Linked DNA regions of Homo sapiens: region 2 is linked to region 1. Evidence: chromatin contacts called from ENCODE Hi-C or POLR2A ChIA-PET data. All regions are on one chromosome and are shown on one strand. The core of a region is the stretch at or near the end of the contact, and the rest is flanking DNA. Distances in the headings are between cores, read along the strand shown. Region 1 holds the start of OR5B21 (olfactory receptor family 5 subfamily B member 21). Region 2 has its middle 120 kb from the start of OR9Q1.

What was found. Hi-C counts contacts between places; a loop is a spot of excess contacts on that map. ChIA-PET counts read pairs that join two places held with the same protein, here RNA polymerase II (POLR2A). Pooled maps may share reads with other maps.
Region 2: a map with no recorded cell type shows a loop between it and region 1 (6-fold over the local background). The contact joins the enhancer-like site here to the promoter of OR5B21 in region 1. A Hi-C loop is called at or near these places in 3 of 37 single-sample maps with no recorded cell type and 3 of 50 pooled maps. POLR2A ChIA-PET finds 5 or more read pairs at or near these places in 1 of 52 experiments (HCT116).

Annotation. Positions count from the first base shown.
Region 1 is chr11:58,504,154-58,510,696 of GRCh38, forward strand. OR5B21 (olfactory receptor family 5 subfamily B member 21) reads right to left here and starts at 3,952. Exons shown (of 1, transcript NM_001005218.3): 1 at 2,654-3,952. The coding sequence starts at 3,952. The coding sequence ends at 3,023. LOC105369313 (a long non-coding RNA gene) reads right to left here. Exons shown (of 5, transcript XR_007062673.1): 3 at 1,316-1,389.
Region 2 is chr11:57,900,397-57,906,677 of GRCh38, forward strand. No RefSeq gene overlaps it. Among named protein-coding and RNA genes, the nearest start is that of OR9Q1, 120 kb to the right of the region's middle. Within about 2 kb of position 3,480, at least 5 of the 41 ENCODE cell types and tissues checked have a DNase peak (open chromatin) inside an H3K27ac peak, as active enhancers do; they include HCT116, where a contact is called at or near this core.

The DNA.
Region 1 (6,543 bases), core at 2,702-5,201:
ATAATTCAATCATAATCCATTTTTGAAAGAATAATCTATCCTGATATAAATAACTGCCCTGATTTATGAATTTTCACATTCTTTTTTGAACATTTCAGGTAGGAAGTCCCTGTGCCTTTATTGCACTGCATTGAGCGGCAGGCCCTACGCACAAGGTCTCTCATTCATCAGACAATTCCTGCAGGGAGCAAGTGGGTGTTGTTATTAACCAAATGGGCATTTAGTCTCCATTTGACAGATTTCCTATGTGGAAGGGAAGAGCTCCTTGCAGTAACGTATACTCTGTGAATTGATGTCTTGCTGGCGACAGGACATCTCCTTCTGAGTAGTTTCTATAAATGAATACCCGTGTAATGTCAGCTTGAAATATGTCTGCTGTAGAGCTGGGAACTTGGAGGGCAGGAAGTTAAACAAGGAATGAAAATAAAAGCTAGGATTTGGATGGGACGAGCTTCACCTATCAGTCCTTGGACTTCCTATTTTTGCTCAGGCAGCTCAAGAGCCAAAATAAGAAGTCCAGGGAGAGCTAAGTGAAGAAAGAGCTAGTATAGAAATCTCAATGGTATGAAATACACATTCATTATGATGGGCACATTCACATACTTAATTTCATATTACCCTCACACTTTATCCTGTATATTGGGTTCAGTAAGACTAAATGACTTTCTTGAGGTCACACAATTGATAAGAACAGTTAGAATTTTCATCCAGCTTTTGATAGTACTCTTTTATACCTATTTACAGTCAGATAGAACACTTGTTTGAGGTGATTTCAACATAAAATATAAATATGTAGACATTGAGCCCTTAAATCTCAGGAGGCCCACATTTTCCTGCCTAAACTGAGGTATAGAGGCATAACAAAATATGTCCATAAGAATGATAAAATGGACTTTGGGGTCTCGATGGGGGAAGGTTGGGAGGGAGGTGAGGAATAAAAGACTATATATTGGGCACACTGCTCGGGTGATGGGCACATTAAAATCTCAGAAACCACCACTAAAGGACTTATCCATGTAACCAAAAACAACCTGTACCCCCAAAACTAATGAAATAAAAATTAAAACCATAAAAGAAATAAACATGCCCAGATACACATCTTAATATATACTGTAATGGTTATGATATATAGACTCTAGACTTTAATTTTTTTATAGAAATCTAAATGGCCTAGTGGTGAGGAAAGTTCCTGCTTGGGCTGGGCATAGAAAGAAGTTGGGAAAGAAAAAGAGGAGAAGGATAAAATGAAGTAAAGAAGGAGGAGCAGGATGAGGAGGGAAAAAAGTCAATTATATCAAGTAGGGAAAATGTGTACCTGAGATTGGAATGCACCCAGTGCTTGGATAGCTGCTTCCCAGGCTCTTCTCCAAATGCAGATACTCTTGAGCTCTGTAGATTTCAATGAGAAAGATTCCTATATGCAGTGGATCCTGGCCTGTAAAGGCTGTTCTTCCTGTGTGTTGCTGAATAGGCCTCATTGCTAAAGAAGAGGGGAGGGAGGGGGCTGAATGGGGGAGGTATAGGTTGTCTAGGCCTTGGGCTCAGAAGCTCCTGATCTTTTCAGGTGATGGCAACCATGTGCCAGAGAAAGCTATTCTCATGTTTCTCATGTTCCATAACTCCTTCTTTGCAATTTTTCCCAGAAGACTTATGATTTATCCTCCTCAGACAGAGGCTGCCCTGTACATAATGGAGCTTGATAATCTGAAAACTAAATTGACATTTTAAGCCAACTGAGTTAGCCAACCAAGATTTCTGGTTTTCATCTATAAGGTCAAAATTAATTTGTTGGGTTTTTTGGGGAGATTTTGAAATCATGATCTATTGTGGTGACTTAGATTAACTGTAGTTATAAACACCATCAAGGAGTTGATACGTGAGAAGTGAAATTAATCACCACTCCCTTCCCACACACACACATTTGCTCACACCATCTAGCACATGAAACAAGACCTGAAGGTGTACTAGCACTGTGCGTCACCGTGCTGTTCCTAAGAAGTAAATTTCCAGGCAGGCTTTTTTATTCTTGTAGCATCTAATTACAGAACACCGGAATGCAATGGAGACCCAGAGGTGAGCTGAATTATTGAAAAAGTAAAAGCAAAGACAGTCCAGAAAGCTATTATATATCTTCATAATAGATTCACCAAACTTAAGGGTGCTAAGAAATGCAAGCATTTAATTCAGAAAACAAATATATTTTTTCATAGCTCTAGGGAAAACTGCTTTTTTTCTCTAAACCTTCTGGAAGTTTTGGTAATTATGTTAGACAGAGACAAGAAACATAAAAGATAGTGTAGGCTCTCCGAAGGAAGTTGTATTTAGTCAGGTTAAAGTTGAAGTAATTCATCTATTAAAGCATTCCCATATTTCTGTATATAACAAGGTGTAATGTTTCCCCAATGATTTAGCAAAAGGGAATGGAAATTACAAAGGCACATGACTAGTGAGTAGGATAGGAATGTGGGTAGAGAAGGGAGAGTAAGGGGTTGGAAAGATTTAATCGTCAGCTACCTGACTCGATCTAGTGCCTTGTCCTTTAAATTACAACTTTCTCTCAAATATCATTTAAAATATTGAAACATCCTTTGTCTACCTCAGAAAGTCCAACTTTCAAACTCGCAGAACAAAAGAATAAAAAAGATACTGTGTGTTCAGTTGATAAAAATGAAGGTGAAATCTTTACACCAAGTTTAATAGTGAATGAAAAATTCTTACAATTAAAAACAGGATGAGGAAAATTTGGTACATTCATTTGTATGCTTCAATCTTCTGCTTTAAACCACGTCAAGAAACTAAAGCAAGAAAAGCTTAACTGTCCCATGTTGTTGTTCACTAAATATAAGATTATCTTTCTAAGTAAGACTTTCAACGTGCTGCTTTTTACATCTTCTAATAGCAGAAGTAACCGCTGTTCTTGGGGAAGAAAGAACTGAAACCAGTCAAACGTTAAAAGTCATGATGGCATTTAGGTGTGAGAGAAAGTTTATCCCTTAATTGCTTGCCTACTTCCCATTCACATTTAATATTGGGGGTAAAGTTTGTTGAGTATTTTCCAGAGAGCACTTTTCACTTCTTTGTTCCTAAGGCTGTATATCAAGGGATTCAGCATGGGAATCACCACTGTGTAAAACACAGAGGCTATTTTGTCTGTGTCCACGGACTGGCTGGAGTTGGGCTGTAAGTACATGAAGATGATTGTGCCATAGAAGATGGACAAAGCAGTGAGATGGGAAGCACAGGTGGAGAAGACTTTCTTCTGCCCTTCAGCAGAATGCATCCTCTGAATGGTGATGCATATGAAGAAGTAAGAAATAAGGATGACCAGGAGGGTGAAAAAGACGTTGAAGCCTGCCACAAAGACCACCAACTTGCTGATGCGTGTGTCAGAGCATGAGAGAGCCAGGAGTGGGGGAATGTCACAGAAGAAATGATTAATCTCATTAGAACCACAGAAGGAGAGTCTGAAGGTGCCTGCTGCATGGATAGAGGCATTGAGGAAGCCAGAGACATAGGAACCAGTAGCAAGGAGGGCACACACACCTGCTGTCATGGTGGTGGTGTAATGAAGAGGCCTACATACCGCTGCATGGCGATCATAGGCCATGGAGGCCAGGAGGTAGCACTCAACAGTGGCAAACCCCACAAAGAAGAAGAACTGAGCTGCACATCCATCGTAGGAGATGGCCTTGTCCCCTGACCGCAATGCAGCCACCGTTTTGGGGGCTACAGCTGATGAGTAACCCAAGTCTACAAGGGAGAGGTTACTGAGGAAAAAGTACATTGGAGTGTGGAGATGGGAGTCTGAGTGGATGATCACCATCATTCCCCCATTCCCAAGCAGGGTGATGAGGTAGATGAATAAAAATGCCAGGAGGAGGGGTATCTGAAGATTGGGGTCATCTGTTAATCCCAAGAGGATAAACTCTGTCACTTCTGTGCTATTCTCCATTGTGGCCAGCTTGAATTAGCCTGGTGATTAAAGAAGAGGCGTCAACAAAATTCCAATGAAAGTATGAGAAGGGAGGATGGAATGATAAAAAAGGAGAAAACTAATGTATAGAGAGAATGTACTGTGTGTAACACTCATCCTAGAACCCTCTGTTATATTATAGCTTTTAATTCATATGAGATAGGTGCTATTATGCCCATCTTACAGATAAGGAAGTTAAGGCTCAGGGAGCTGAATATTGAGCAAGATAGCCTATCTAGGGGTCAGAATCAAAGTTCACCCCTTTATATTTCTGAATCTAAAGTTCATACATTCATCTTGAATTCTTTAACACATTTACATCATATAAATACAAATTATGATGTGGATATAAGATTGTATGTATTTAATTATTAAAAATAAAAACATCCATCACTTATTGTCTTCCACATTCTACTTCCAATAATATAGCCTCACTAAAGATTTTCTAAATTTATTTTTCCTTAAAACAACACAAGTTTATTCTCTCAAAATTCTGGAGGCCAGAAGCCTCAAATCAGTTTCACTGGGCCAAAATCAAGGTGTTGGCAGGACAAGGTGGTGCCCTCAAGGTCTGTTTGATACTAAATCCAAAGATCTTAACCACAACTTTTGAAGCCTTTATAAATTAATCCCTCAACAGTAGTTCAACTGAAAGGGAGTATGGTATATGTAAATATGAGTATGTATTTATATATATTTAATATAAAACTATAAATTTGATATATACAAATGGCTTTGTGTATCTGTGTATATGCATATGTCTTTTTTCACCCCTTATCAGAAGTCTTTGCTGTAGACCCTAATTCCAGTTAAGTCCTCCTTTCTCTCCCTCCTCAAAGCACTTGAGTCTTGGCTGATTATTGCACAATTAGCTGGGCAACCACTCACTCTTCACCTAGCTCTAAGCCCCTTGGGACAGTAACTATCTTCATCCCCTCTGGTCCACTCTCCTTACCATGGCCCCTCACACATGTATGTAAATATTTGGTGAATCAAACAGAACATCAATAGGAAAGTATGGAAATATTTTTCATGCTCTTTAATCCCACAACAAACATCCTATCATCCTCTTGTCTACCAGGTTTGTGCTTTGGGCCAAAATATTAGCTTAGACTTGTCATATGAAAAATATTCAGGAGTAACAGTGAGTTTGCAGATGGTCAGGCCTGGAGACAGGTTTCTGTCCTCATTTTAGAGCATTCTTTCTCTCCTATTTTTGTTCCTCAACCTGAGGTGTTCACAGGCTTTCCCCACTCCTAGTAGCAGAGTGAGTGGGAGCAGACTCAGAAGAAGTGAGGGAGAAAATGTGAGAAGAGAGGAGGAAAAAGGAGAAAACAGGAATTAAAGGAGAAAAATGCTTCAGCTCTGCTGGACTTTAGCTTACCTTGAAGAGTAACAGCAGCAATTTGATTGGTGACACAAAAAGAAGGGGATAGTGTAGCTTGTCCTTTTTGGATGACCATCACACACACACGATGTGGCTAGTTTCATAAGAACTGGCTCAGTCAGCTTGGTACATTACTATCCAGTAATGTACTAATTGACTTTCTGACCAGCATCACTTTCTATTATATTTATCCAGCCTTTTTTAACTTGTTTTTCTTTTGACTTTTGACATGTGTGTATACTCTCAAATTTAGCAAACACAATATCCTGTAATCTATGACAGGCAGTGTTCTGATCTTACATATTTGGAAACAGAAGGATGTGGTGCCCCTCAAGGTCACATAACTGCTTAACTGTAAAATCTGTACAATTCCAGAGCCTGGTTTTTCAGCCTCAGCACTACTGACATTATGAGCTGGACAGTTCTTTGGTGCAGGGTGTGGTGGGGGAGAGGGAGTGCTGTCCTGTGCATTGTAAGATATTCAGCAGTTTCCCTGGCCTCTCTCTAATCACTAGATTCCAGTAACACCACCACCTCCCATTTGTAACAGTCAAAAATGTCTCCAGACGTGGCCAAATGTCCCCTGAAGGGTAACATTCCCCTGATTGAGAACCACTGTTCTAGAGCTTTTAAAAAACAGTGGTTCTAAAGTTTATAAAACTCTTTTTGCATTCACTTCTTAATTTAATTATTGCATGACTAGATAGAGAGAGAGAGAGATAGCAGATATAGACATGAAGAAACCGAGGCTCAGTGAGGTGAAGTGACTGGTTTAAAGTCTAGAACTCTGGCCAAATATTGCTGCTTATTGGTAGAGGGATCCCAGGAAGGGATAACTGCTTGCTAAGTACGTGGTCCTTTGACCAAAGAGATACCAGTCCTCCCATATTGTAAACCAACCTTTTCCTAGACACAAGGTAGGATGAAAACCTGGAAAAATTCCAAGAATAAAATGCAGCTGACTTAGGGTGGATTCTGAATTATTTTCCAAAATACCTTCTGAAATGCTTATTAGATCAATCTCCTTGGTTAATATTGACCACAGGAGTCTATTCACTTAAGCTGTACGTTCAGTTTTTAAAAGCCATTACACCCACCCCCCCGCCCCCGCCATATTGAACTGTCCCTGACTGCCATGTTCCTCTACCGGCAATTAATATTCAAGGTACTTTCTGTGTTCCGT
Region 2 (6,281 bases), core at 2,230-4,729, 600 kb before region 1:
GCTCAGCTCAGTCGAGGACATTATCTGTCTACCAGGAAGTAGATATGAGTAAATGGTTAGGGAATTGTTAATGGTACACAGGGCAGGATCCACAGAAGTGGTGAGCAAACTCAGCTCCAGGGGAAATACTGGGTGTGTACAGGGTGGTTGGAGGTACTTGACTCCTAGGCAACAGTCTGTGTATAGCATGGAGTTAGGGTAATTTACAACCTAGGGATTTATAACTTTCTTCCTGACAAGAGGTGTGAAGTGGAACAATGGTTGAGGTCCAAGTCTCTGAAAAGGACCAGAGAGACAACCTGCAGGCTGCCTTATCTGCCCAGGAGGGGACATGGTGTTTGAGGTAGTGGGCACTTGAAATGGGTATCTTGTTCTCTGAGTTACAAATACTGTATCAACTTGGAGACTAGATTGCTCCATTGTGTAGTTAAGGTCTTGGCCTTTGGAAGCCCCTTGGTGCTAGGAGAAGTGTGGGGGTGATCTTCACCTTTTGTAAGGAAACCTCAGTCCTGTGCTGCCCAATATAGTAGCCACTAGCTGCATGTGGCTTTTGAGCACTAGAAAAGTGGCTGGTCCAAATTGAGATAAGTTGTAAATGGAAGATGCACTTTGGATGTTGAAGACTTAGTATGGAAAAATAAGAATGTAAATACTTGATTACTCATTTTAAAATATTGATTACATGTTGACAATATTTTGGATATATTGGGTTAAATACATTATCAAAAATAATTTCACTTGTTTCTATTTTTTGAATGCAGCTACTCAAAACATTTAAAATGAACACAGGTGGCCCATATTTGTGGCCTGCATTATGTTTCTGTTGGACAGTGCTGCCTCAGTCCATCTGGACTTTCAGTTTCCGTAAGATGGGGACTCCTGTCTCCCTTCCTGGCTCTTCCTTCCCTCTCTAAGTTCTGGAAATTTTTACTTCTACATGATCATTATTTACTTCTTGCCAACTGCCCTGGAAGAAGCAGCAGCAAAGGCCTTTTGTGATAAGGGCCTGACAGATCATCTTCAGGGATTTCTCAGAAGAGGCAGCTAGAGGAGAGGAGATAAGGCTGAGACCCCACCACACATTCTGAATAAGGAAGGGAAGAAGAATGAGCCAGCTGATTTCTCCCAATCTCCAGGGGACATTTGGCAAAGCCTGGAGACTTCTTTGGTTGCCACAGCTGGTGGGAGGGTGCTACTGACTTCTTGGGTAGAGGCCATGTATGCTGCTAAACATTCTACAGTGCATGGGACAGTGCCCTACACAAAATATTATCTGGCCCCATATGTCAGTAGTGTCAAGGCTGAGAGACCCTGACCGAGGTCTAGAAAGGGCCTTGGGCCTTTGGTTGCCTCTGAACAGGGGTCAGGAGGGAGGCTGGAGATGCTGACACAATAGGGGAGACCTGTTCCGTCCTGTCCCATTCCCCCATTCTTTCTTGATTGTCAGTGACTCATGGCCCTTCCCCTGTGCTCCTGAGCCTGCCTAAACTCATGCTGGTGGAGAGAAACGGAGCATTTCTTCCCAGGTGTGAATCACTTGCCCCACGCCCCTGGCAGAGACCTCTCCCTGCAGGAGATAGGCTCTTTGGAGATTTGCCCAGAGGGGATGGGCCTCCCAATTCTCTTACCTTGCCCATCTACTTTTCTTCTTGCTCCCTCCTCCCTCTGCAGCTGTCGTGGAGCTCACCAGAAGCTCCTGGCCAGAACCAGGATTGTTGAGCAGATGTTGAGCACCTGAGGGAGGAAGCCCGTGGGAGCCGCTAGGGTTTTCTCAGAGGGAATAAAAACTTGCCTCTGAATTTCTTGCAGAAACCCGGGTCTCTGGGGAGCAGCACTGTTGGTGTTTAGACAGGTCCATTCTATAATTCCTTGACCAGATTTCATTGAGCCCTGATTATAAACCCCAGCTCTGTAAGGCACACTCTCTGCCTTCATAGCATTTATAGTCTAGCTAGGGGTGCAAAACCCAAACACTCACAACAAATAAAAATGGGCTTTAAAGAGGAGTCAGTGGCAGTGAGGCTTCAAAGGAACAGACAGCTAGGGCTCAGAGTGATGAGTGGGGTTGCCCAGAGCTGGAGGAAGAGCCTGTATTCTGGATCCCACCGGCTCTGGCTGCATCCTGATGTTACAATTTCCTATCTGTGCAACCTCCTCTGGGAAACAAAGGTAACAATAAAACCTAGGATTAGATGAGACTGTGAACTGCTGCCTGCTCCCACTGCCCATACACAGTTAGGTACAGCTTGTCCCATGGAGAACTGCTGGGTGCAAGGCAGTGGGTACTCCCAGATTGCTGTCTCTATGGGAAAAAGGCTATGAGTGCAGCTTGCTGATTAGGAGGTGTGGGGTATCAGCTCCTTGCTGGAAAGATGCGGCCCTGGCACACTTTGTAGCAGTTATATCAGTTATATTGGGCTTTATGAAGAGGCATCTGTCCCTGTTCTTGGGAGAAAGATTCCTGCCCACTATTCAGCCTTATGTGACCCTAGGATGAGAGCTGTAATTTGCTGAGCAGCTCTTATGTGCCAGACACATTATGCCAGACCCTTCGCTGCGTCATCTCATTTTAGTCAAGCAACAATTAAGACATCAATTAATACATATGACATATACATTAGTTGGGTCCAGAAAGGCAGAACAACTTGAAGTGGGGTGGGGGGAGGTGGGAGTTGGGGAGCTTACAGGTCATAGGTGGATTTAAATATTTTTTTAATTGGCAGTTGGTCAAAAGAGTTAAGTTATTATCTAAAGACCTGGAATCAAGAGAGAGGAGTGTGTGGATTAAGATAAGGGGTTGTGGGGATCAAGGTTCTTATTATCCAGAGAAAGTATTTAGGTGGCTATCCTTAGTGACAATTGATGGCAAATGTTTCCTATTTAGACCTTTAAAAGGTGCTAGACTCTCAGTTAATCTCTTCAGGATGGGAAGGGCCTGGAAAGGAATAGATCTAGTTATGTTAACAGAGATTCTTTACAGATGCAAATTTTCCCCCACAAAAGATAGCTGTGTAGGGTCATTTCTCAAAATATGGTAAAAAACATATTCTGGGGTAAAATACTGTGATTTCCTTTCTTATCTGTCATGTGGTGTTATACTAGAGTTGGGTTGGAATTTGGTATCTTATTGCCACAGAGAGCCTGTTTTGTCAGTCTGAGGATCTCTGTTTTACTGTTAATGTTGGTCAGTTGCGCCTGAACTCCAAAGGGAGAAGAGGATATGGCATGTCTGACTCCACCTTCCCATCGTGGCCTGAACTAGTTTTTCAGGTTTCTTTGGGTCCCCAGGCTAAGAAGGGGGCGTCTATTCAGTCAATTGGAGGGCTTAGAATTTTATTTTTGGTTTATACTTTCTGTTTCCAACAGTGGGCCAGGGGCTGGGTGACTGGAGACATAACATTGACAAAGAAACGCTCTAGTCACTCATGTCTACTGGGAGAGAACATAAAACTGGCATTTGTAGTGCAGCGTGGTGAGTGCTAGCATGGAGGTAGCATGAGTCATCAACCTGTCTGGTCTCCTAGGCTGCTGTCGCGCGAGGCACACTGCACATGGCTAACTGGGTGACTCCACCCTGGTTCGGGCACTGCACGTACTCAGCTGAGGCTGCCGGATGCCACAACCCTGGGCCAACCACCTCATGTGTCTGCAGAAGACCACCTGTAACAGAGCCAGATCTGGTCTAATTAAAAACCCAAGTGTTGGCAGCCAGTCAGTAACACCCAGAGACTTTGGTTTGCTAACATGGGAAGGAGACAATTTATGGTCTTCTAGCTTTAGAAAATTGCCTTGTTTCTCCTCCTGCATCCTCAGATCTGTGGCTTTCCTAGACTGTGTGCCGAATCAGGCTTCCTGCATGAAAGTAAAAAAATTTGTTTTCATTCAGCATTCAATCTTTGGTTTCTGATAACTTTTTGTTTTTTCTTTAACAAAGGCAAACCAGAGCACAAATGAACTCTATCTGTAAGAGAGGAAGAAGTTTTCCCAGAAAAAGTTACCTTTATGCTGGAACTAGAATAATAAAGAGATTTGGGCTGGGCGTGGTGGCTCACGCTTATAATCCCAGCACTCTGGGAGGCTGAGGCGGGTGGATCGCTCGAGGCCAGGAATTCTTGGCTTGGGCAGCATGATGAAACCCTATCTCTACAAAAAATATAAAAATTAGTTAGGCATGGTAGTGCACCTCTGCAGTTTCAGATACTCAGGAGGCCGGGTGGTAGGATCGCTTGAGCCTGGGAGGTGGAGGCTTCAGTGAGCTGTGACTACACCACTGCACTCCAGCCTGGGCAACAGAGCGAGACGGTCTCAAAAAACAAAAAACACAACAACAACGACAAAACAGATTTGTCAGGCCAACAAAGGAAGTGTTACAGGAAAAAGGGGTCCTGATCCAGACCCCAAGAGGGTTGGTGGATCTCATGCCAAGAAAGAATTCAGGGTGAGTCTGCAGCACAAAGTGAAAGCAAGTTTATTAAGAAAGTAAAGGAATAAAAGAATGGCTACTCCATAGATGGGCAGCCCCGAGGGCTGCTGATTGCTCATTTTTATGGTTATTTTTTGATGATAAGCTAAACAAGAGGTGGATTATTCATGCCTCCCCTTTTCAGACTGTATATTATTGCATTATTATTATTATTGTATTAATGTATTATTAATGTTAAACCCAATTTTTAATAAAACTTTAGACATATTTACCCAATTTTAATGTTTAACTATAAGGTAAGATTCTTATAAACCTTTATAACCCTTTACATTTTTTTTGTGAAAGAGCAGATTAGTACTCTAAGAAAAACCTGTTGTGCTTTTATTCTATTTAATTTACAGAAAAACTGAATAATACCCCTTTAACTTTAGCCAATGTGTTCACACACAGAATCTCTTACAATTAATTTTTATAAACCTTCCACAACTTGTTTAAACCTTCCACAACTTGTTTAAACCTTAGCTTTATTCTAACTAACTTAAAACAATTCTTCAACTCTTTAGGCAAAAAAATCCACATTCCTATGCCTTCTTATAATCTTTTACCAAATGTACATTCTACTTTCCTTACACACCTTACATGTAAAATTGTTTCTTCAATAGTCTCAATTATATGTGACAATGTTAAACTTTTAGCAACTTACTTTGGTGAAAACCCTGGTTAGTAAGTAATTTTAATTGTGTACTAGGTGTGGAGCCTTACCCAGGATATACCAGGCAGAAAGGCAGATAAGGGCTGACTCTCCAGCATAGCTAGGGGGTGTGGCTAACTCCACATGTCCTCAGGCCTTACCTTACTTAAGCAACCAAATTGTACAGTAAGAGTCATAGTGGCATTTTATGAAGCATTTAGGAGGCCTAACAACCTTTGAATTGTACAACGTTTCTTGCATAAATTCCCTTTCACAAATCCTTTCACGACTTACACAGACCATCTGAGACATTCTTTGACTTTCTGACTTGCCCTCCTTTTAAATAACCAGTTATTTTACTTTAGGACAAGAATTTACCATACAAGATCCTTTCTTATATAAAATCTCTTTCTTTATAATCTTTGTATAGCCAGGGGGCATGGCTAATTCCATGTTTCCAGGCCTTATCTAGAATCTAATGGCTTCAAAGTAGGTAAATTGAACAATTTTTAAAAGTTAAAGAAGTAGTTTATGACCTTAAAGCATTTAGCAAACTTATCTGACCTGCCTAATATAGACTGAATGTTTTTATTTTATCAATAATTTTCAAAGCTGTTATTGTTTCTTAAAGATTACTAAAGCCACATGAACTAAAAGGCATTACAGTTTTTATTTTGCTTTCAAAATATTTGATTTAAGTGCATATTTTTGTTTAAGCCAATTAATTAGAGTTCTTTTATATAAACATTACACACAACACATATATGGCTACATAGAAAGACAGAAGAAGATGACTACAGTAGTTGTAAGGTTTTTCATTTGCCAGTTTTTAAGTTTCTTAATTGGACTACTGGGTTAAGCTGGAGCCCTTGGAAGAACAGGGCCAGGAAAGGGGTCTTTGGTACCTCCTGTTTTTTCCTCCAAGGAGTCCAGGCTGTTAGAGCTTGAATATCCACTTTTAATTAAACTTATTCTAACCATAGCACTCTTTAATTTTAGAATTTCTTAGGCCAAATGGTCGATATTTCTGGCTTTTGAACTTTACCAAAGGTAATCTCCCAGGTGCTTAGAGAAAGGAAAATTTGAGACAGTCCGTGGAGGAGAAGAGAATAGACAAAGTCACACAGATATTAAACCAGAAACGACTTACTTCCTAGGTGGGGAATC